Linked DNA regions of Mus musculus: regions 2 and 3 are each linked to region 1. The links are chromatin loops, found by intact Hi-C in ENCODE. Cell type or tissue: left cerebral cortex. All regions are shown on one strand.

The links. A loop is a pair of places that touch in the nucleus more often than their neighbours do. Peaks named below come from ENCODE experiments on the same cell type or tissue, not always from the same donor. Only the 100,000 strongest peaks of a DNase experiment are listed, where the experiment ranks them.
Region 2: it touches region 1 in a loop (4-fold over the local background); 2 of 42 quality-filtered maps call a loop at or near these places.
Region 3: it touches region 1 in a loop (2.8-fold over the local background); 2 of 42 quality-filtered maps call a loop at or near these places.

What each region holds. Positions count from the first base shown.
Region 1 is chr3:43,156,677-43,164,676 of GRCm38, reverse strand. No RefSeq gene overlaps it. Among named protein-coding and RNA genes, the nearest start is that of D3Ertd751e, 1.4 Mb to the right of the region's middle. In left cerebral cortex, no CTCF peak of the experiment used is centred here; DNase peaks (open chromatin) are centred at 3,732 and 4,018; H3K27ac peaks cover 1,020 bases.
Region 2 is chr3:42,900,674-42,908,673 of GRCm38, reverse strand. No RefSeq gene overlaps it. Among named protein-coding and RNA genes, the nearest start is that of D3Ertd751e, 1.2 Mb to the right of the region's middle. In left cerebral cortex, no CTCF peak of the experiment used is centred here; DNase peaks (open chromatin) are centred at 2,164, 2,958, 3,286, 4,763 and 5 more places; H3K27ac peaks cover 2,940 bases.
Region 3 is chr3:42,780,767-42,788,766 of GRCm38, reverse strand. No RefSeq gene overlaps it. Among named protein-coding and RNA genes, the nearest start is that of D3Ertd751e, 1.0 Mb to the right of the region's middle. In left cerebral cortex, no CTCF peak of the experiment used is centred here; DNase peaks (open chromatin) are centred at 4,342 and 4,990.

The sequences.
Region 1 (8,000 bases):
ATAATAAAAAGCTAAGAGAAAAATGAAGGAAACATCAATAGTCACAAAAATATAAAATACATTGGTGTGACTGAAATAATAAGTCAAAAACTTGAATGACAAGATCTGCAACTCTTTGAAGAAAGAACTCTAAGAAGATATCAGCAGATGGAAAGATCTCTCATGCCCATGAATCAGCAGGAATAACACAATAAAATGACCATTCTGCTGAAATCAATCTACAGATTTAATGATACCCATATCTAAATTCTGACACAATTCTTATGGACCCTAAGAGATTAATATTCAATATTATGTGGAAAAAATAAGGATATGTAAAGTAATCATTTACAATAAAATAACTTCTGGTGGTATCACAATTCCTGCTCTCAAACTGAACAGCAGAATAATAGTAATAAAATCCTCATGGTACTAGCACAAAAACAAACAGGTTGATTAACAAAACTGAATGAAAGAACCAAAAGTTAATCCACATACCTTTGGACACTTGATTTTTGAAAAATAAACCCAAACTATACAATTGAAAGGAGAAACATCTACAATAAACATTGCTAGTCTAATTGGATATCTGCATATAGAAGAATGCAAATAGATTCATATTGAGTGCCCTACCCAAAACTCAAGTCCGAAAGGATCAAAGACCTCAGCAACAACAGCAACAACAATAACAAAATACCCCTAACAAAACAGACAAACAAAAGCCAGAAACACTAAATCTGAAAGATAAAGTGAAAAATATCCTTGAAGAAAATGGCACAGGATACAAATTCCTGAACAGAAAACCAATAGCTCATTTACAAAGATCAACAATTAATAAATTGGACCTCATGAAACTGAAAATCTTCTATAAGACAAAGGTCACTATCAATGAGACAAAATGGCAATATACAAAATAAGAAAAAATTTTCACCAACTGTACATCTGACAGAGGGTTAACATCCAAAATATATAAAGAACTCATGAAACAAGTCATCAACAATTGAAATAACCAACTTAGAAAATGGAGTACAGATCTAAACATAGAATTCTCAAAAGAGGAATCTATAGTGCTTAAGAAGCACTTAAAGGCAAATTATGGGATGGATCCCTGGATATGTCAGTCTCTAGGTGGTCCATCCTTTTGTCTCAGCTCCAAACATTATATCTGTAACTCCTTCCATGGATGTTTTGTTCCCCATTCTAAGAAGGGGCCAAGTGTCCACACTTTGGTCTTCATTCTTCTTGAGTTTCATGTGTTTAGCAAATTGTATCATATATCTTGGCTATTCTAAGTTTCTGGGCTAATATCCACTTATCAGTGAGTACATATCATTTGAATTCTTTTATGATTGGGTTACCTCACTCAGGATGATGCCCTCCAGGTCTAACCATTTGCCTAGGAATTTCATAAATTCATTCTTTTTAATAGCTGAGTAGTACTCCATTGTGTAAATGTACCACATTTTTTGTATCCATTCCTCTATTGAGGGGCATCTGGGTTCCTTCCAGCTTCTGACTATTATAAATAAGGCTGCTATGAACATAGTGGAGCATGTGTCTTTCTTACTAGTTGGAACATCTTCTGGATATATGCCCAAGAGAGGTATTGTGGGATCCTCCAGGTAGTACTATGTCCAATTTTCTGAGCCTTCAAATGCTGACACCATTGCATACACTAGCAAGATTTTGCTGAAAAGACCCTGATATAGCTGTCTCTTCTGAGACTATGCCGGGGCCTAGCAAACACAGAAGTTGATGCTCACAGTCAGCTATTGGATGGATCACAGGGCTCCCAATGAGGTGCTAGAGAAAATACCTAAGGAGCTAAAAGGATCTGTGCCCTATAGGTGGAACAACATTATGAACTAACCAGTACCCCAGAGCTCTTGACTCTAGCTACATATGTATCAAAAGATGGCGTAGTCAGGGAGAGGCCCATTGGACATGCAAACTTTATATGCCCCAGTACAGGGGAATGCCAGGGCCAAAAAGTGGGAGTGGGAGGGTAGGGGAGTGGGGTAAGACAGGGTATGGGGGACTTTTGGGATAGCATTGGAAATGTAAATGAGGAAAATACCTAATAAAAATATTTTTTAAAAAGGAAAAAAAAAAAGAAGCACTTAAAGAAAGGTTCAACTCCTTACTCACCAGGGGAATGCAAATCAAAACAACTCTGTGACTTACTTTGTGCCCATCAGGATAACTAAGATAAAAACTCAAGAGATATCTCATCCTAATGACAATATGGATCAATGGGAATACTCCTTAATTGATGGTGGGAGTGAAAACTGGCACAACACTTTGGTATGTGCTCAATTATAAGGGGATTTTAGTCATTAATTAGTCAAAAATAAATTTGTCAGTTTCTCAAAAAAATGTGAATAGTTCTACCTTAAAATCCAGATATACTACTAATGGTCATATGTCAAAAAGAACCTCCAACAAATCACAAGGACACTTGCTCATCTATGTCCATAACAGTTTTATTCATAATAACTAGAAACTGGAAATAACTTAGATGTCCTTCGAATGAAGAAAGGATAAAGAAAATGTGACTCATTGGAATGGAATGTTACTCAGCTATTAAAAACAATGCCAATATGGAATTTTCCAGCAAATAGATGTAACTAGAAAAGATCATCCTGAGTGAGTTTACTGAAATCCAGAAATACAAACATGGTATGTACTCACTTATAAGTGATTACTTGTCATTAAATAAAGAATAATCATGGTACAAACCACAGACCAAAAGTAATTAAATGACTAGGTAGGCCTAAGGGGGGGACACTTGAAAGGGAAATTGATTAGACATCAGGCATGGATGGAAGGTGGGGACTTGGTGAAAGAAGGAGAAGGAATGGAAATAGCTGGGGTGAGGTGGGTGAGCATGGGGGGAGAGTGTTGAACAGAAAACATGGCTGCCTTTCCTAGCATTGGAATAGGATGTGCCTAATATTTCTGTGACTTCATATGACAGGTCTTGTTGATGTCCACTGGGAGGCCTCCTCTTTTTCTGGTGAAAAGGACTAAGCAGGGAAGTAAGACGAGAGGAGAAGAGAGAAGGGAAGCTGTAGTCAAGATGCAAAGTGAACAAATAACTTAGTTAATAAGAAAAAAATAATATATTTGAGAAAAACAATCCATTTTAAATATTAAAAAATTGTCTTTTTTGGCATTGTGTTTGACATTCAGCAAATTTGTAAGTGATCAGGGCAACATACAGCCACAGTGTTAACACTAAGGAAGGGTTTCTGTAATTTGAGAGCAGCTTGTTTTACAAAACCCATTTCAAGTCAGCCAAGGCTTATAATAAGAGCCTATCTCAGAGAAATAAAAGTAATACAAAACATGTATGCGTAAATTCATTTTTGGTAAGTGATACTTTAAAAGTCACACAAATAAAAATAGTCTCATGATATGTGTACATTTCTATTTTTATGGGCACTCATAAACACATATAAACTTGCCTGAGAATTCAGTATTTTTTCCTGTTCCCTTTAGAATAAATCTAAACAATTTTGTTATTAAAACGATCATGATAATTCACTTCTCTTTTTCCCTTTTCTTTTTCCTTCATGTATGTGTCTGTCTGTCTCTCTGTATATCTGTCTGTCTGTGTGGTTTGTGCATGTGTACATGACTGGAGGTCGTCTATGACTCTCCAGACTTTTCCTTTACAAAGGAAACTTCATAACCTCTCCATCTCCCCTGTCTGCACCACTCAGCTCTATTTTCAGTCAAGACCATTTCATTCTAGTTTTTGATTTTTGAAAATGTAAACTCAGGTTTTCATGCTTGTACATCAACTATTCTTAAATGATGAGCCATCTTCCATATCCAGGCTTATTCTTTAATAAAGGTAGTTCAAACTGGAGAATATAGTTCTATGGTTGAGTATTTGCCTAGCATGTACAAGGCTAGAAGTTTAATATTCCATAATGTCAGAACAAAGCAAAGTACAGATGAAAGGTACCATTTGAGACATATTCTTACATAACTTGTGAATCACTGCACACATTTTCAAAAAGAACACTTTTGGCGAAATTAAAAATAGGAAGAAAAATGTTTGAGTTACAGCAAATGCAAATTAACCAGCTAATCATTTTTCCTGTAAAAGACAAAGTTTCCTCAGTTACCATAGTCAGAGCATGGAATACATGAATAAATTACCAAAGAAATGGCCACTGCTCCCCACAGTCTTCTTTGTTTGAGGAACTACTATGTCAGTTGCAAACACTGGAGCCTCTTCTGAGGTTCACATTAGGCCTAGGTTGAAGAAAGAGATACAAATGTGATGGCTTTTTGGCTTTCTGGCTGATATGGATGTCTGGATTTTGTTTTTTGTTTGTTTGTTTTGTTTTGTTTTGTTTTGTTGTTTGCAGATACACATTAGAGGTAGCTCTGGTTAGAAATATAGGAAAATAATATTAAGAATTCTATGAGCCAGACTCATTTCTTTATTTTCCAGTTTGGAAGGATAGCCAAATCCATGCACTGGTCCTCTGTCCCTGAGCTGAGGACCTATCATGAACAACTGGATTGCTGACATCAACCAAAATGAGAAATTTTAGGCATAGGCTCTACTGTGTGATTTTACTTTGAGTAATGATTTAACTTTCTGTGGCTCACAAACGTTTTTGTACATTCATAATAATGTGAATTAAAATCTTACCAATGTATTAGAATTTCACCAAAAAATGTCATATTTGGCATACACACATGAGGGTTTTTTTTTAAGACATATCTTGGTTTGGGCTCTTGGTAACAAATAAGGAATTGGTCTAGAAAGGTACAATTTTCCAGAAAATCCCTTCTTATCCCATGTTTCCAAGACCTGTCTTCTCCAAAAAATTTTTAGAGATCCCAAGAATGAAGGAAGATAAAAACATTCAAGTCATAATATGTATCACTTGGAAGTAACTTCATTTCAGAGATGACTTGGTTAGGAAAAACACTATTTCTTATCTTCATATAATTGTTTTGGATAATGTCTTCATAGAAGAGTTTGTAATGATTTAATTTCTGACCCAGATTGAATCTATGATCATTGGAATTTGTTTCAAATACCACTATCCTCAATTTCATCAACAATGTAATCTTATATTTTTTTGCATATCTTAATGCCAAGATGTCTTGTAAGCATGAAAGAAATAGTATAATATAGTTCAACAGTACAAAGAATGAACTGACCTGAAGAACTGGAGGGCAATATGTGAAGAGGACTATGGTAGTCATAGGAAAACAGATTCCTTCACAAATCTGTCATCTCAAGAAAGATAATCCTGTAAAGTAGGAATGAGTGGCAGCTAAAACATTGATGAACAGACACCAGAGTGCATTTAGAAGGACTCCGTTCTACAGTAAATGGGCATGACTATGGAGGATAACAATCTGTTGCCTATTTATGCAAATCTAGGAAGAGAAAGTTTGAGACACCACCCATAAAGACATGAAAGGATAATAAGTGCCTAATCCTTCTTGTTCAATATGTATGCTATACCCAATAAGTATATATGGCCTATGTATTAATTTAAAAAAAAACACAATGACTCAATAATTATTTCTCATACTTTCTCATAAGAAAATACATGTCCATTCTAAAATGTAATCTGTTTGTGCAATTTAATTTATAGAAAGGTGTGGCTGTCTCTGAAAAATTATTCATTTTCTTTACTTTTTAATATGTACTTCAAGTAGCAGGCAGATAAACTGTGGTATGAAGCTTAAATTGCAAGAAAATAAATTAAAACTGAGTTATTTCTGTGTAGGCTAGAATTGTTTTGAAAGCTGTCAGTCTAAAAAGCTTGAACATGGACCTAGGTAATTCCTCATATTTTTAAACATCTCTTACATTTTAATGCAATATAGAGCCAAAAATTTCTAATGACATTTAAATACCTAACATCTAAATATGCTTTTATTAATGCTATCAATTTATTTTACAATTTTTTCTTTTCATTTTCTTGTTAACTCTATTCCTTTCATTTCTAAGTTGCAGTACAATTTAAAACATAAGCTGATGTAGGAAGGCAGAATATCCTTTCTAATGCTTTACTGATAAGAAATAGAATATGTTGAGGGACATCTGGTATCTTTCCAGTTTCTGGCTATTGTAAATAAGGCTGGTATGAACATAGTGGAGCATGGGTCTTATTACAAGTTGGAACACCTTCTATGTATATGCCCAAGATTGGTATTGCTAGGTCTTCCAGTAGTACTATGTCTAATTTTCTGAGGTATCACTAAACTGATTTCCAGAGTGGTTTTACCATCTTATAATCCTACCAGCAATGGAGGAATATTCATCTTTCTCCACATCCTTGCCAGCATCTGTTGTCCCTCAACAGAGGAATGGATACAGATAATGTGGTACATTTACACAATGGAGTACTACTCAGCTATTATAAACAATTAATTTATGAACTTCTTAGGCAAATTGATGGATCTGGAAGATATCATCCTGATTGAGGTAACCCAATCTCAAAAGAACACACATGAAATACACTCACTGATAAGTGGATATTAGGCCAGAAGCTCAGAATACCCAAGATAAAATTTGAAAAATACATGAAGCTCAAGAAGAAGAAAAACCAAAGTATGGATATTTCATTCCCTCTTAGAATGGGGAACAAAATACCCATGGAAGGAATTACAGAGAAAAAGTTCAGAGTAGAGACTGAAGGAATGACCATCCAGAGACTGCCCCTGCCACCCCCTGGGGATCCATCCCATAAATAACCACCAAACCCTGACACTATTTCAGATGATAACAAGATTTTGCTGACAGGAGCCTTATATAGCTGTCTCCTGTGAGGCTTTGCCAGTTCCTGGCAAATACATGAGTGGATGCTCACAGTCATCCATTGGACAGAGCACATGGTCTCAAATGAAGGCACTAGAGAAAGTACCCACGGAGCTGAAGGGGTTTGCAGCCCTATAGGAGGAACAACAATATGAACTAACTAGTACCTCCAGAGCTCCCTGGGACTAAACCACCAATCAAAGAAAACACATGGTGGGAATCATGTCTCTAGCTGCATATATAGCAGAGGATGGCCTAGTCAGCCATCAATGGGAGGAGAGGCCCTTGGCATTGTGAGTATTCTATGCCCAATATAGGGGATGCCAGGGCCATGACATGGGAGTGGGTGGGCTGAGGAACAGGGGCTGGGGGAATGGAAGGAAACTAGGAAAGGTGATAGCATTTGAAATGTAAATAAAGAAAATATCTAACTTAAAAATATGAAAAAATAAAAGGAACAAAAATAAGAAAGAATATGCAGAAGAAATTTATAACAGAGTAAATAGACAATTCTCTCATCAATATATTTTCATTTGTTATAAATTTTGTTGAAATTTTGTATCTACTTTATGGTCAATATTGTCTGATACCTTAACATAAAATAAGTAAAATATCCTTGTTTCATGAATTTGTGACTTACAAAAGGTCAATCATTATATACACATAAAAACTCTTGTATACTTTAATAAACTCTTCCTGAAGCTCTTGGATATACAATACAATGTTTATTCAAGTCAATCAGTAGTTTATTTTGAATGATATATGAAACAAAGCTTTTTTACAGAAACAACAGAATACTTTCAAATACACCCAGGTATATATTTAGAATTTCAAATCAATATATAATATATTTATATAATGATTTCCAAATATAAAATATATGTTTCAAATACAAAAATATAGGCATATAAATTTATAAATTCTGAAACATAGACATTTCTCTCTCTTACTGTCAAAAAATTTCCTTAGAAACAATTTCATTGATTTTGTGTGTGTGTGTGTGTGTGTGTGTGTGTGTGTGTGTGTCAGTGTGTTTGGTTTGGAGAAGGAGTGGATGGAGGAGGTTATGTGTAGAGGAAGGCAGAGAAACTGCCATCTGGATGTAAAAGATATATATAATAAGTATCCCTAACATTAAGAAACATTTGGTAAGATATTTCTTGAATAATAACAATTATTGATGTTGTTGATTCTTTCATTATATGAAATCATGTTAATG
Region 2 (8,000 bases), 260 kb after region 1:
AAGGAGATTAGCTTGTGCACTGCCCTGCCCAGAAGAATGGTTGCTAGGCAGCCCAGGGTGAAGGTTTGGCATCCAGCTCCTCTCTCAGGACTGAGACTGCCATGCATCTTTGACTATGAGAGTGAATGCTTGCTACACTGCCCTCAGAAAGAGCTTTCACCTTTGTCTTTACATCTCAATTGCTCCACTTTAATTATCTCAATCACTTGGTGCATTCTAGTGTTTCAAGTCTATTTAATCTTAAGGATATTTTGTCTCATGCTTTGTGGACTTGCTTTAATGTCTCATCTTACTCTTGTTGCCTTACAAGCAAGAGTTCTCAATTACACATGGCTTTCTCACCTTAAACAAGCACACTTTGTGACTACTAAAGCTTTAGCCGTGATCAGTAATAATTTAGATAGCTTAAATAAGACTTCACTCATAAACATTCTGTTACCAAGTATTCGTCTGCCATAACTCCTTGGTTTCTACACTATCCTGCTTTTTATTTTGAGATCACTCCTTATTTTTCCCTTTTCCATATCTGTAGCCAATATAGCTCCTGAGCATTCAAACCAAAGATAGATGTAGCAGTTATGTCTCCTCTAGGTTGTGCTTTTTGTAGCTAAATTTGCTGCTCACAAATTTGTCACTCATGAAATTTGGCCACAGTCCAAACTTAAGCTCACTTCTTTTTTCCCTAGAAACAGGTGGCTCCTTTATATATTACATCAAATAGAGTTGAACAACATGCATGTGTTAAGGAAATTTTGAAACCTAAGCAATAAAGGTATATTTATTAAAAATAAAATATTTATATTAAGACTAGTTTTTCTACAATACCAGTCTAGCTCCTCTGCAGTTGATGAGATTCTACTCAAGTGGGGCTTTCCTACAGAAGCTGAGCAGCAATTAGTCCAAACAGTTCACTTCCCTAAGTAAAAACAGTTAGAGTCCTTAGGGCTGTTGTTTGCCCCATGTCTAATTAATATCATCTCAGCCATCCATTTATGTCTTGTCCTTCATGCTTACTGTGTGTATAGGATCTCTCTCTGTCTCTCTCTGTCTCTCTGTCTCTCTCTCTCTTCCTCTCTATCTGTGTATGTGTCTGTGTGTCTGTAAGTGCGTATATGTGTGTGTGTGTGCCAGTGTGTGTCTGTGTGTCCATGAACTCATACAAAATGAACTCTTACAAAATGGCCACTCAGGAAAAACAGCAACAGGATAATACCTGCAGTCCTATACAGAAATGCCTCAAAATAGCACTAGGGTTGAGGTAGAATGGACATGCATGTATACATCATCTAGGGATAGGTAAAAGAAGCAGACCATTTTTCATACCCTATAATAACGATTTATAATAACTTAGTGACAACATATAATTGGAGACTAATGAAAGGGTTTGAACTCATAAAGAAGTTAAAATTCAGTCAACCTCGATGAATTCTTCTTTGAATCGAGACCAAAAAAAATGTTAGGGGACTCTTGGAATCAGCATGGCCACGATCGATCATTGGAAGGAAAGAGATGGAATACTGTGTGAATCTAGAAGCTTAGAAGCAACCCTGGAAGATCCAGAAGTTCAGAACCTGCTCTAGTCACTGGACCTTCTGCAGCATTCCCCTACTGACCACGCAACCCAGGGACATACGTTCACAACAAGGTCATGCCTCCTAATCTTTCCCAAACTGTTCAATCAACTAGGAACCAAGTATTCGAACATTTGAGCCAATGAGGACCATTCTCATTCAAAATACTACAAAACATATGTGTGTTCATGTTAGTAAAGGTCAGAAGATAACTCCAGGTGTAACCCTACAGAACAGTCTACTTTGCTTTTGAAGGAAGGACCCTTTGCTAGTGGGAGCTTGGCAATACTGTGAGATTGGTTCGGGAGTGAGCCTCAGAGAGCCCCTTCTGCCTCCCACTGCTGAGATTAAAACCACATACCCACACATCCAGAATATTTATATGGATTCTGTGGATTTAACTGAATTCCTCATGCCTGGGCAACAAATACTTTACCAGCAGAGCACAAAAGACTAAAATTTTTGTTTGTAACAAGAGTATTTTTCCACAAATGATCCCCACATATCTTTCAGGTATTCTACTTTGGTATTAATCTATTTGCTCACAATATTTTAAAGGAAAGCTCACAAACAATGCAGAGAAATGAAGAGGGGTGGGTAGAGGGAGAATGAAACCAGTAGGTGGTTGAACACCTCATCTGTCTGAAATGAGTCAAACTAGACATGAAACTGGAAAGGAAGAGCTTTTCGCAACATTATAAATAGCCAAGCAGAAAATATAACAAAAGTAACTCTTTTACATTTAAGCGTTTGGTCTTTAAGCATTTAAACTTTAAGACACATTTTAACCTAACATAAAAAGACAGTCAGTGGGCTCTATTAAATCTATCCGGAATAGTATATGGATATCATTCATAAACAAACAATAGTTGTACTAAATGTTCTTTATACAGTTATGGAAGATGCTCATGCTAAGATGTTATCATGGTTTGTTCTGAAATATTGATGAAAGAATAAACAGAGTCCATCATAATCCTTCATTTTGCTGCTGAGAGTCTGTGAGACATTAACATTGAGACAGGTGACAGATACTCATCTCTCCCTAGGACACTGTGAGTGATAAACATTGCTAAATTTTGTTTCACATCACTCTAAGTGTTAATCAAAAGTTCCTTTAGCTATTTTTAAGCATTCTTTCTGGTGTTCACTTCCTGTAAATGAGAAAATATGTTAAGGATGGGCCTATTTGACTTGCTACTTGGCAGCTGTCAACAGTTTCTTATTTCGCTGTTTCTATCAACCATGTCAAACATTAGAACTGCTCCTACATAAGCACTGGCCATTTTGAACATTTCACTAACACCTTGGGAAACCTACCCAAGTGATGACAACTCCAACTGCGGAAGACTCAACTTCACACAGGGCTGTTTAAAACAGTTTAAGACATTTTTGATATCACAGGCTTCACTATATTCTACAGAACCCTAAAACCACCTTTACCAATGTCCCAATGGGGTCTAGGCACTTGTGACGTCATCATCACAGAAGAACTGCCCAGAGGGATGTTAAAAAGACAGTGCTGTGATTGGCCCAAACTCATACTTTTATTTGCATAGCATGTTTGTTGTGATTGGTCCAAACATCCTTCACTGACTAGGTAAGCAAGCTGTTCAGCCAACATGGTGAATCAGTAATGAGGCACCTAAAAGTGCTGCCTTTCCTGGTTTTTTCACTATGAGGGAGAAAGGCAGCTTCTGTGGGGCAGTCTTTTCTTGCCTGCTTTTAGCAGTGTGAGATGAGCTGCTAACTCTGAATCCTCAGACAGCAGAGTGATAGTGAGGATGGCAGTGACAACTCAGCAGTCAGTAAGCTCTGCTGCCAGAGTGGCAAGGGGGCTGGATGATTGACAGATGAAGATGAGCAACTGAACTTTAAGATAGCAGTCAAGACAGGAGCAAGGAGACAGAAGGAAGAGGATAGCGAGCTGAGAATAAAAAGGCGACATGGTTATAAGAGTCATAGAAGAGAAGTTGCCCTGCCCTGGTTATTGGAAGGCTTCCAGAGAGCTGCCAAGCTTTTAGGCCGAGTGTCTCAGGTAACCCAGATTCAGGAGTGTATATTGGATACTGTCATGGGCTGAGGAATCACAGTACCTAAACCTACCCTGACTCGTCAAAGCCAGCTGCTAGAAACAGTGAGAAATTCTGACTTCTTTGACCTACAGGAGATCTATAACACTTATAGATCATAGGCCCCAGTACTCCAGGTTTGCATGGGAGCTGTGACACTCATAGGCATCACCTGCCCCTGCTTCTGCCTGCCTGCTGCTACCACTCACCAATACCTGTCACAAGGGGATACACAAGCTGGAGAGGACCCTACTGTCTACTATGATATTTCCCTGTGTAGAACAAACTGACCCTGATTCTGAGGTTTTGATATCATGTTTTAAGCATAGCAGTTCACCTGTGTCTTGAGGCCTTTATTTTATTCCTACCCCACCCTCCATTAAGATACAATTTGGAACCTAATGATCTATTTAGAAGTTGAAGTGCATGAAAAGATATTTGAAGATAGGGTCACACAAATACTTAATTTATGCAAAATATTCATTTAATATCTTGGCTTAGCTTATATTTTATTTATTGAGGGAGAAGGCTCCTGAGAAGAATAAAAAGTTCTTGTCTCTTACTATATAAATAGCAACCAAGACAAGTCTATACACAGACTCCTGAAAACATTATTAGTAGACACACAACATCCTCATTCCTCTTCAATGAATATACCTAAATATAACTGTGGTCTAAGGCTCTGCTAGATGAGGTGTCAGAAGCAGATGGCAATTAAAGGAAGATGCTAATGAGGAGAGTTTTAATTTACAAAGAGAAATTGAGCCTTCAGATGAGTAGATAGGTGGGTCTTGAGAAGTTTGTGTGCTTTCTGAAATACTAAAACTAGTAATACATTGAACCCAGAGCACTGTTCTAAAAGAGATTATTCTTAATGTCCATCAGATATTTAAATAGGGCTTGAAACATCAATGAAAGCCCTGCTGACATAGAAAAAGAAAATAGAAAAAACCTGTAGGGAGATAAATTTAAGATTAGAGTTCTTTCAACTTCTAGCCAGCAACCTGACACATTCTTTTAAAAAATGAAAATAAAAAAACATAAGCCTGCAGATGTATAAGTTAGAAATGCATCTCATGTGTCTGTTTTTCCAGAGTTTGGTGCTTTGGAAACAATGGGCATCTTCCCTCTTGGTGGTGCTTTTTTGAAGTGCAGCGAGCTTACGTTTACTGTGGTAAGTTTATTACTGCATCTAGAATGCTCTGCTTTGTTACCATGGATGTGATCATTAAGATCCTACAGCATGCAAACTTGGGTTTGTTATTCATAGGAATTTTAAGGTCCTAGTTTATTATGCTATTTCTCAAGCAAATATGTGAAAATAAAATAAAAAGGCTACTGATTGAAAGTCTATTCCTATGCAAAACTCCACGCTTATTGAAAATTATAATGCAAATGTAAGCTCTGTGGCTCTAAACTGTGGTTCTTTAGTAACTGAGCACTTTTTTTGGTTTTTAGCTATAAATGTCTACATGAATTAGAATAATTTCTCAATGTTTTATCCACAACTGCTTCTATAAAATGTGACTAATGATTTTAATGTGATATTATGCTGATCCATCCAAAAACCGAAAATGAAAAACAACTGAGCAAGTCCTTATGAAATGAAGAGAATGGTTTCCAGTCCAATGCAGGTGGCTTCTCTTTCCACATTCTCTTCAGAGCATCTCTGAGAATCCTGCAATGCATCCCCACATTGTCTGAAGTTACTCTGCTCTGTTCAAAGTACTTAACATCTATTTTTGTTGAACCAGACTCAGTGTTCTGATCCTTTCATTAAAATGTTTGTCCCTTTCTTCTCTCTCTCCTCGAGTTTTTATAAGGCTTTCAAACTCTTGACAGGAAATGTCTAAAGTTGTTTATAGGTCTGTATCTTTACTAAACACACAACATTGTTCACAGCAGAATTTATAACAGAGGGTGTCTGATGAAGGCACTTCTAGAAATACTTCCTTGAATGTAAACCAACTGTCCATATCAAAAATCAGTGCAAACAATCACTTACTATTGAATTATTTTTAAGTATCTTTGAGAAAAATTGCCCAATTTTAATTTTACAAAATTTTAGAATCCACATTTCTACACCTCTTGAAATATCTACAAACTTTGCGAAAACATAGCTGCCTTTTTAAAATATAGAAATATCAGAAATGCATGGAACTACTAAGTTGTAAATTATAATTGGGCTTACATAAACATATGACCCATTACTTATGGATAGATTTGAGTAAAAATAGAAAATTTTTAGAAATTGACAGAATAAATATGAGTTTCTCATCACCAGTCAGGGTAAACAAAAAATCTTGGGTTAAGATAAATAACACTATTCAATACATATCTAAAGAATACTCACTCTTTGCAGGTTTCCTTGCAATACTTAGTTGCTGATACCAGGCATAATTTATTTACTTAGGTAATAAATTTCTACCACCGTACATTTCTATTTAGCCTCCTTTCCTAAGATGCTACCCAATACCACTTCTGTATCCCTTTAACATGTCCCAAACACACTTACAGCAATAATGCTACGTCAATCTTGTCACATTGTACAAGGGATATTTATTAACTTCCAATCTGATCCTCATTACCAACTTACTGCCAAATAATCTATTTAAGATACACTTGTAGTATTAATCACCCCAGTAAACACTTGCAGCTGTTAGTTTATTATCGAAGTGCTAAAAACAAACACCTGGATGGCCCTGGCATGTGATCTCAGCATTTTGGAGGTAAAGGCAGGAGAATTTGAAATTCAAGACCATGCTTGGGTACACAGAATGTCTCACAAAATAAATAAACAAAGCCTGATAGCTCACCTGTGTTGCCCACACTATTCTGAGATTTGGGAATATGAGCAAATGAATAGACATTCCCTGTCCTTAGTGTGTCTACACGCTGTCTTGTTTTCTACTGTGAGTGGGTCAAGGTAGATCCCCTTCCTCTAGCATAGAAGTCCCTTCCATATCTGTCTTTATCTTTCTTTAAGAACATATTTAGATACTCTGTAATTAAACCAACACTATTTTGTTGGCACTTCCAAAAACACTTTGATCATTTAGTTCTTCATAAAATCTTTCTTATATTCTAAATGCCCTCACTCTAGTTTTGGCACACATTCTATTCTGTCTTCCTGCAGACTGATTACTCCGTGAAGGTTTCCCCAAATTCGTCCTTCCCTAAAACTGACTTTCTAGACACAGTCTCTATTACATTTAGTTTTTTCATTGTGTCTGGAAAAATATATCTTTGTCATATCTCTCATTGCTGTTATGGTTAGATTTAGCTTTATTATGGATCGATAATCTTTCATATATATACCAAATCTAATATACAAAGTATAAACTTATTGGAAAATATTGTTTAACTGAACTTTTGTTCCAACATTTAATCCCATCTCATTTAATTATTTTCATTTCATCATATACTAATGAAGTGCCACCAATATCTCAGAAGTATGTCATTGTTCAGGACAGTAAAATTGTGATAACTTAGATAATCATTTCTTACTAAAACTTTCTATTCTGATTATAGAGAGCAAAAAAGCTGAAAGCATTAAGGATTTCCTAAAAATATTAAAACTTCTTACCCATTATTACTAAATGGAAAGTTATTTTTGTAATAACTTTCAAATGTGTTTTAAATGTTATTTTTCAATCTGTCATCATGGGGAGAAATTATAAAACTTTAATTAATGAGATACACATCTATAATACCTACATAAAAATCAAAGGAGTTAGTCACAATTATTGTTAGGCCTTATTATTCAAAACTTATCCATGCATAAAACCATAGAAACATTATTACTTTTCTCAACATAACTTTTAGTTTCGAAAGTTGATAACTGTTCAGTTTTTAGTCTTTCAGGGAACAAAAGACTGCAGGGCAGGTGCTGACTCTTAAGACCATTCTGATGCATTCTCTCTATTCCTCAACAGAGATGCCAAGATTTCTTCACATCAGCATTACACTGGCCAATTGTTAGTTTTGATTTTCGCCTCTAGTATAAAGACCCCAATATTACACTGAGGGTGATGACAATCAAATTTCTTGTCCTGCAGGAATATATGTATATGTGTGTGTGCATATACATATATGGATATTATACATATGCATATGTATATACATATAAACATACATGTACACTTTAGAGGCTATTCCTTCTCCAGCATTCCTACAATATAGGAAACTTTACTTCGTGTTGTTCATTCTATCACTTTGTCCTCTATGAGTCCTCTAAGGGCACCCTATGTACCTTTCACTACCACTGGACTACTGACATTTATTTTCTTCAAGGATTACACAGATCCCTCCAGGGCCCTATTATTTATGCCTGAGAAGGGATGATTGCTACTTGTAGACA
Region 3 (8,000 bases), 380 kb after region 1:
CCCCATATTTCAATAGGGTTATTTGGTTTTCTGGAGTCTAACTTTTTGAGTTCTTTGTATATATTGGATATTAACCCTCTATCAGATTTACAATTGGTAAAGATCTTTTTCCAATTTGTTGGTTGCCTTTTTGTCTTATTGACGATGTCCTTTGACTTATAGAAGCTTTGCAATTTTATGAGGTTCCATTTGTTAATTCTTGATCTTATAGTTCAAGCCATTGGTGTTCTTTTCAGGAATTTTCCCCTTGTGCTCATATGTTCGAGGCTCTTCCTCACATTCTTATCTCCTTGTACAAAGCTCAAGTCTAAGTGGATCAAGGACCTATCTGCACATAAAATCAGCCAAAATTTTTAAATATCTTCAATTGCCATAGTTTAACAGCCATACTTGCTCAATGTGTTTCAGATACTTTTCATTCATCCAGCATGTATTTTTTTCAGTGAATTGTTTATATTTTCCATTAATTTACATATTTATTCACTTTACATCCAACTCACAGCTCCCCCTCTCAGTACTCACTCACAAAACTCCTCCCATTTCCCTTTTTCTCTGGGAAGTGGGAGCCCTCTGATGGGTACCAACCCACCCTGGCAATAAGTCACTGCAGACCCAAGCACACCCCCCCCCCCCCCACTGAGGCCAGACTAGGCAGCCCAGTTAGGGTAACAGTAGCCCCAGACAGGCAACAGAGTTAGCGACTGCACCTGCCTATTCTGATTATTGGAAGACCTGCATGAAGAAAAAGCCGCATATCTGCTACATATCTGTGGATGTCAGAGAGCTAGATCCAGCCCATGTGTGCTCTTTTGTGGTAAAGTCTCTGGGAGCCCCCAAGAGTTGTCTCTGTTGATCTTGTGCAGACTGCAAGATTCTTTGGATTTCTTCACTGTTTGTTGTTATGTCTCCTTTTTTATTTCTGCTTTTATTAATTTGGGTATTCTCTTTCTGCCTTTTAGTTAGTTTAGGTAACCATTTGTCTATCTTGTTGAATCTTTGTATTGTGCTCTTTGTGTCTAATTGATTGATTTTTGCCCTGAGTTTGATTATTTCCTACTTTCTATGCACCTTTGGTGTGACATGTTTGCTTCTTTTGGTTCTAGAGCTTTCATTTGTGCTATTAAGTTGCTAGTATGGGGTCTGTCCAATCTCTTTATTAAGGGACTTAGTTCTATGAATTTTCCTCTTAGCACTGCTTTCATTACCTTCCACAAGCAAGAGAATATTGTGCTTTCATTTTCTCTGAATTCTAGAAAGTATTTAATTTCTTCCTTTATTTTTTCTTTGATCCAGTGTCATTTTCCATGAGTGTTCAGTATCCATGAGCTTGTAGGCTTTCAGGTGTTTCTGTTGCTGTTGAAGTCCAGCTTAAACTCATGGTTTTCTAAGAAGGGACTTATTTCAATCTTCTTGTGTCTGCTGAGCTGCTTTGTCACTATCAATATGGTCAGTTTTGAAGAAGGTTACATGAGGTGCTAAGAAGAATGTATAATCTTTTATGTTTGGGTGAAATGTTCTGTAGATATCTGTTAGGTACTTTGGATTAATAACCTCGGTTAGTTTTGTTACCTCTGTTTAGTTTCTGACTTGATGACCTGATCATTGATGAGAGTTGAATGTTGACATCTCCCACTATTAATGAGTGGAGTACAATGTGTGATTCAAGCTTTAGTATTTTTTTTAAATGAATGTGTGTGCCCTTTACATTTGAAGCATAGATGGTCAGAATTGAGACATCAACTTGAAAGATTTTTCCTTTGATGGGTGTGAAGTTTCCTTCAACATCTCTTTGGATTAATTTTGGTTAAAAGTTGATTTTATTGGATATTAAAATTGATATGCCAACTTGCTTCTTGGGTATGTTTTCTTGGAAGACCTTTTTCCATCCCTTTACTCTGAGGTGTTATCTGTTTGTTACTGAGGTATGTTTCTTGTATGCTGCCGAATGATGAATCCTGTTTATGTATCTACTTTCTTAGTCTGTATCTTTTTATTGGGAAATTGAGTCCAATGATGTGAGAGATATTAATGAGAAATGATTGGTAATTCCTGCTATTTTGATATTAGTAGTAAAAATATCTCTCCATCTGTCTGTGTGTGTGTGTGTGTGTGTGTGTGTGTGTGTGTGTGTGTGTGTGTTTCTTGTCCTTTGGTTTGGTTTTGTTGATGTGAAATTATTTATTTCTTGTGTTTTGATGGGTGTAGTTACCCTCCTTGTGTTGCAGTTTTACTTCTGGTATCATATGTAGGACTGGATTAGTGGAAAGGTATTGTTTAAATTTGGTTTATTCATGGAATATCTTGGTTTCTCCATCTATGGTAATTGAATATTTTGCTGGGTACAGTAGTCTAGGCTGATATTTTTGGCTTCTTCCAGTCTGCAATATATTTGCCAAGGCCCTTCTGACTTTGAAAGTCTCTCTTGAGAAGTCAGGTGTAATTCTTGATAGTTAATTGGCCTTTTTTTCTTTGCAGCTTTGAATATTCTTTCTTTGTCCTATATATTTAGTATTTTGATTATTATGTCGCAGAATTTTCTTTTCTGGTCAAATCTATTTGGTGTTCTGTAAATCTGGTAGATTTATAGGAATCTCTTTCTTTAGAGAAATTTTCTTCTGTGATTTTGTTGAAGATACTTTCTGGGCTTTTGAGTTAGGAATCTTCTCCTTATATTCCTATTATTCTTAGGTTTGGTCTTTTTATAGTGTCCCAAAATTCCTGTATGTTTTGTGTTATAAACTTTTAAGACTTAGCATTTCCTTGGACCAGTGTATCAACGCCTTCACTGTATCTTTTACTCCTGAGATCCTCTCTTCCATGTTTTGTATTTTGTTGGTGACACTTGTGCTTGTAGCCCCTATTCTCCTTCTTAGGCTATCTATCTCCATGATTGCCTCAGTTTGTATTTTCTTTATTGCTTCTATTTCCATTATCAGGTGTTGGGAATTTTTATCCATTTCCTTCACCTGTTCAATTGCATTTTTCTGTTTTCCTTTAAAGGATTTATGTGGTTCCTCTCTAAGGGCCTCTATCATCTTCAAAAGTTTAGGGTTGAGGCCATTTTCCTGCAATTCAGGTATAATAGGCCATTTGTGGATTGCTGTAGTAAGATAGATGGGTACTGGTGGTACCATTTTGCCCTGATTTTGGCTGATTGTTCTTACACTGGCCTTTAGCAATCTGGTTCTCTTTGGTGTTGGCAGGGCTTACTGATGGTCCCTGATAGCAGCAGGTCTCTGGGACTGCTGATAGATCTGGTGTTCCTTGATGCCAGCAGCCTTCTGGGGTTGCAGTTAGAGGTAATTATACCAGGTTGCAACAGGCCTCTAGGAATGCAGGAAGAACTGGCAGTTTCTGATGGCAGCAGGCCTATTGGCTTGCAGATCAGGGGGTTGGCCATGGTGGCAGCTGGCTTCAGGGATGAAGGCAAAGCTGTTTATCCCTGATGCCTTCAGGTCTCTGGATGTTCTGAGTAGAGGGCAACCTCCAGGAATGAAGGCAGAACTGGTGTTCCTTGATAGCTCAAGGCCTCAAGATTGCAGGTACAGATGTGGCTGCTGGGTACAGTAGTCTAGGCTGACATTTGTGGCTTCTTCCAGTCTGCAATATATTTGCCTATGCCCTTCTGACTTTGAAAGTCTCTATTGAGAAGTCAGGTGTAATTCTTGATAGATAGAAGACTGAATGCAGATGGGATGGGGCAAACCTAATTGCTTCTGTGCTTTCCAGGGGACTCAGCAGGCAGGGAAATTAGGGTTGGGGGTCTCCCCTGGTTGTAGTGAGTGGCAGCAGGCCTTCAAGGATGCAGCAGAGCTATGGCCTTGGGAATAGAGTTCAGAGGAGACTGGGAAGAACTTGCTGCTGGGTTTGCCTGGAGGGGCCTGCAGAGGAGATCTGGGATAGGAGTCTCATCTGGTGGTCCCTGATAGCTCTCTCAATGAATTAATTGTATATGGTCCCTTTCTTTCTTTCTTTCTTTCTTTCTTTCTTTCTTTCTTTCTTTCTTTCTTTCTTTCTTTCTTTCCTTCCTTCCTCCCTCCCTCCCTCCCTCCCTCCCTCCCTCCCTCCCTCCCTCCCTTCTTTCTTTCTTTCTTTCTTTCTTTCTTTCTTTCTTTTTTAATATTTTTTATTATTACGATGATTATAATTATCCTTGAGGAATGCTAATACATGGCTATGATATAAGATGCAAAACTTTTTCTCGAATTTATATATTTATTAGTGTATCTAGTGTGTGTGTTTGTCTGTGTGTGTGAATGTGGTTGAGTGTGTGACACAGTGTCCATTCGGAGCTGACTCCACTAGACTTGTACTTGCTTTGTAGGAGGTGTTTCTCTCCTACCATCTAAGTCCCAGGGATTTAAGCCTGTTCTTTATTCTTGGAAGCAAGTGCTTTTACACACTGAGTCATCTCCTTATCCAAAAGGTACTTCTTGTTATGTGTACTGTTATATTTTTTTCATATTCAAAAGTATGTCTTCAGATCCAAATAGATTTTTAGAGAGAAAGGGTGTTTTGTGAAAAGAAATGACTTGGCTGACCACAGATTATTTTCCCATTTTATCTTATGAAACAATTTTTAGACTTTCCTGATGGTTTATTGCATAACTATTTTTATTAATTTAATTTTATGTTTCTTCTGTGGTTTTTTTTTCCGAAATAGCTTTCCTCAAGTGGAAATATAAAGGAGGATGTTTATTTTTAACTTTTGGGGGTTCTGAAAGAATTACATTCTGTGAATTTCTATTTACATGTTTGGGTGGAATGTTTTTATATGAACACGTATAATTTTTAATTCCCCTAGTGAGTTTGGGAAGTGAGCTTTTTGTCATACCTTCATTTTTGTTCCAGGTAAGTTCTCCCTTACATGGGGAAAACACTTTTTTTCCCAATTACATTCAGGTCACAAAACACAGAAATTTAAATTTTATGTCAAATGTATCAAACATATTGTCGTGGGAACTGAAGAGTCTTTTCCCGAATTCCCCTTTCGTGTCAATTGTACAGTTGGTACTAGCCATCTGTAGCTTTTTGAATTTAAATGAAAGAAAGTTTTAAAATTCTCAGTACTCCATGATCACATGCAGCTTATGGCTGCCACATTGGAAAACCCAGAGAGATAGCAGTTCATCACAGCACTGCTTCTGGGATGGTGGGGTGTTTTGCATGAGGCCAGAGTTTTAAAGCATAGCAGACAACTATCCCATACACAAACACACATGGGTTTAGGCATCCCTCTTGTTCTCTTTTTGTCTCTCTGTCTCTGTCTCTGTCTCTTTCTCTGTCTGTCTCTGTCTGTCTCTGTCTTTCTGTCTCTCTCTGTCTCTCTCTGTCTCTCTCTGTCTCTCTCTGTCTCTCTCTGTCTCTCTCTCTCTCTCTCTCACACACACACCCACACACACACACACACACACACACACACACACACATGCACACACACACACAGAGACTTTATAGCAGCTAATATATTTATTCCCTCATGTGTAGGAAATCATTGTTTCAGACAAGATTTAAACAATCCAAATCCTAACAGAATGCTTTGTGCTGAGTACCATGCAATCAATCTAACATTTTTAAGGAACCAAGAATCTCCCCCAATAGAGATTTCCCCCTTGAAAACAAGAGACTTACAGAACTTCTTGAGGAAGGTCCTATCACTCTGATGTGGCAGAATAATGAAGTTCCTTTTGTTTTAATGCTTACAAGGAAAATGACCTGATATAATTTATATTAACCAATCTCCTATTATCTGTAATCTTAATGCTTGTTCCCACTTGACAAAAATCAACTCTCTGTAGAATCAAAACTTAGCAAATTATTGTAATTTATCTTTCAATTACTATCATTTGGGAAAAATATTGAATTAAAATGAAATGTCTCACCCTTACCACAAACATCATCAACAGAAAATTCTATGCCAGTTAAAATGGAAACTAAACTTTCTGGTCATATGAAATTCTTTCACTTTTTCCCATGTATGAATCTATCTGGAGGGCCGCTGGCTTACTGAGTCCCAAGTGCTTCATTGCTTTCTTTTTTAAAAATTATAAACTTTCATATTTAAAAAGGCTATGAAACTTAATGAACTTTATAAAGTTAGAATTGACATTTAAAACAGAAGCTGTGAAGCTTCACATTAAATTTTACACTTGCAGTATGGAATATTATATACTTAACCACAACCTAAAGCAAAATCCAACAACAGAATTAGAACTTTAAAATCCATTCACTTTATATCTGTTTTTATAAACTCATATCCATTACCTGTATTTGTGCTCTCTCTCTCTCGCTCTCTCTCTCTCTCACTCTCTCTCTCTCTCTCTCTCTCTCTCGCTCTCTTTCTCAACAGGGTATCTCTGTATAGTCCTGGCTGTCCTGGAACTCACTCTGTAGATCAGGCTGGCCTCGAACTCAGAAATTCACGTGCCTCTGCCTCCCAAGTTCTGGGATCAAAGACATTTGCCACCATGCCCGACGTTTGCCCTCTCTTTATATTTAAATGTATTCTCCTCTTTTATTAATTATTATATCTACATGTACATTTGTTCACTTATACTTATATATAGTTGGCTAGATTTCTTATTTGAGAAAGAATACGTGGTTTCTTTCTGAGGTAGTGTGTCTTAGTTTTCTATATTTAAATCCATCCTTTTTCTTTTTACAAATTTATTAAGTTATAAATTAATTTTTGTTTAGAACTGAGTAGTATTTCATTATGTATGTGAATATATATATATATATATATATACACACATATATATACACACATATGCATATATATGTGTGTGTATGTATATATTTATATATATGGGTGTGGGTGTGTGAACCAAGTTTACATTTTCCATTAATTTTTTTATTGAGTATTTATTTCATTTACATTTCCAATGCTATCCCAAAAGTCCCCCACACACTCCCCCACCCATTCCCCCACCCACCCACTCCCACTTCTTGTCCCTGGCATTCCCCTGTACTGAGGCATATAAAGTTTGCAGGACCAATGGGCGTCTCTTTCCACTGATGGCCAACTAGGCCATCTTCTGATTCAAATGCAGCTAGAGACACGAGCTCTGGGGGGTATTGGTTAGTTCATATTGTTGTTCTACCTATCGGATTGCAGATCCCTTCAGCTCCTTGGGTACTTTCTCTAGCTCCTCCATTGGGGGCCCTGTGATCCATCCAATAGCTGACTGTGAGCATCCACTTCTGTGTTTGCCAGGCCCCAGCATAGTTTCACAAGAGACAGCCACATCTGGGTCCTTTCAGCAAAATCTTGCTAGTGTATGCAATGGTATCAGCGTTTGGAAGCTGTTTATGGGATGGATCCCCGGGTATGGCAGTTTCTAGATGGTCCATCCTTTCATCTCAGCTCCAAACTTTGTCTCTGTAACTCCTTCCATGGGTGTTTTGTTCCCAATTCTAAGAAGGGGCAAAGTGTCCACAATTTGTTCTTTGTTCTTCTTGAGTTTCATGCGTTTAGCATATTGTATCTGATATCTTGAGTATTCTAAGTTTCTGGGCTAATATCCACTTATCAGTGAGTACATATTGTGTGAGTTCCTTTGTGATTGGATTACCTTACTCAGGATGATACCCTCCAGGTCCATCCACTTGCCTAGGAATTTCATAAATTCATTCTTTTTAATAGCTGAATAGTACTCCATTGTGTAAATGTACCATATACCCCCCCCCACTCCCATACCCACTCATTCCCACTTCTTGGCCCTGTGATCCATCCAATAGCTGACTGTGAACATCTACTTCTGTGTTTGCTAGGCCCCGGCATAGTCTCACAAGAGACAGCTATATCAGGGTCCTTTCAGCAAAATCTTGCTAGTGTATGCAATGGTGTCTGCATTTGGCAGCAAATTATGGAATGCATCCCTGGATATGGTAGTCTCTAGATGGTCCATCCTTTTGTCTCAGCTCCAAACTTTGTCTCTGTAACTCTTTCTATGGGTGTTTTGTTCCCAATTCTAAGAAAGGGCAAAGTGTCCACACAT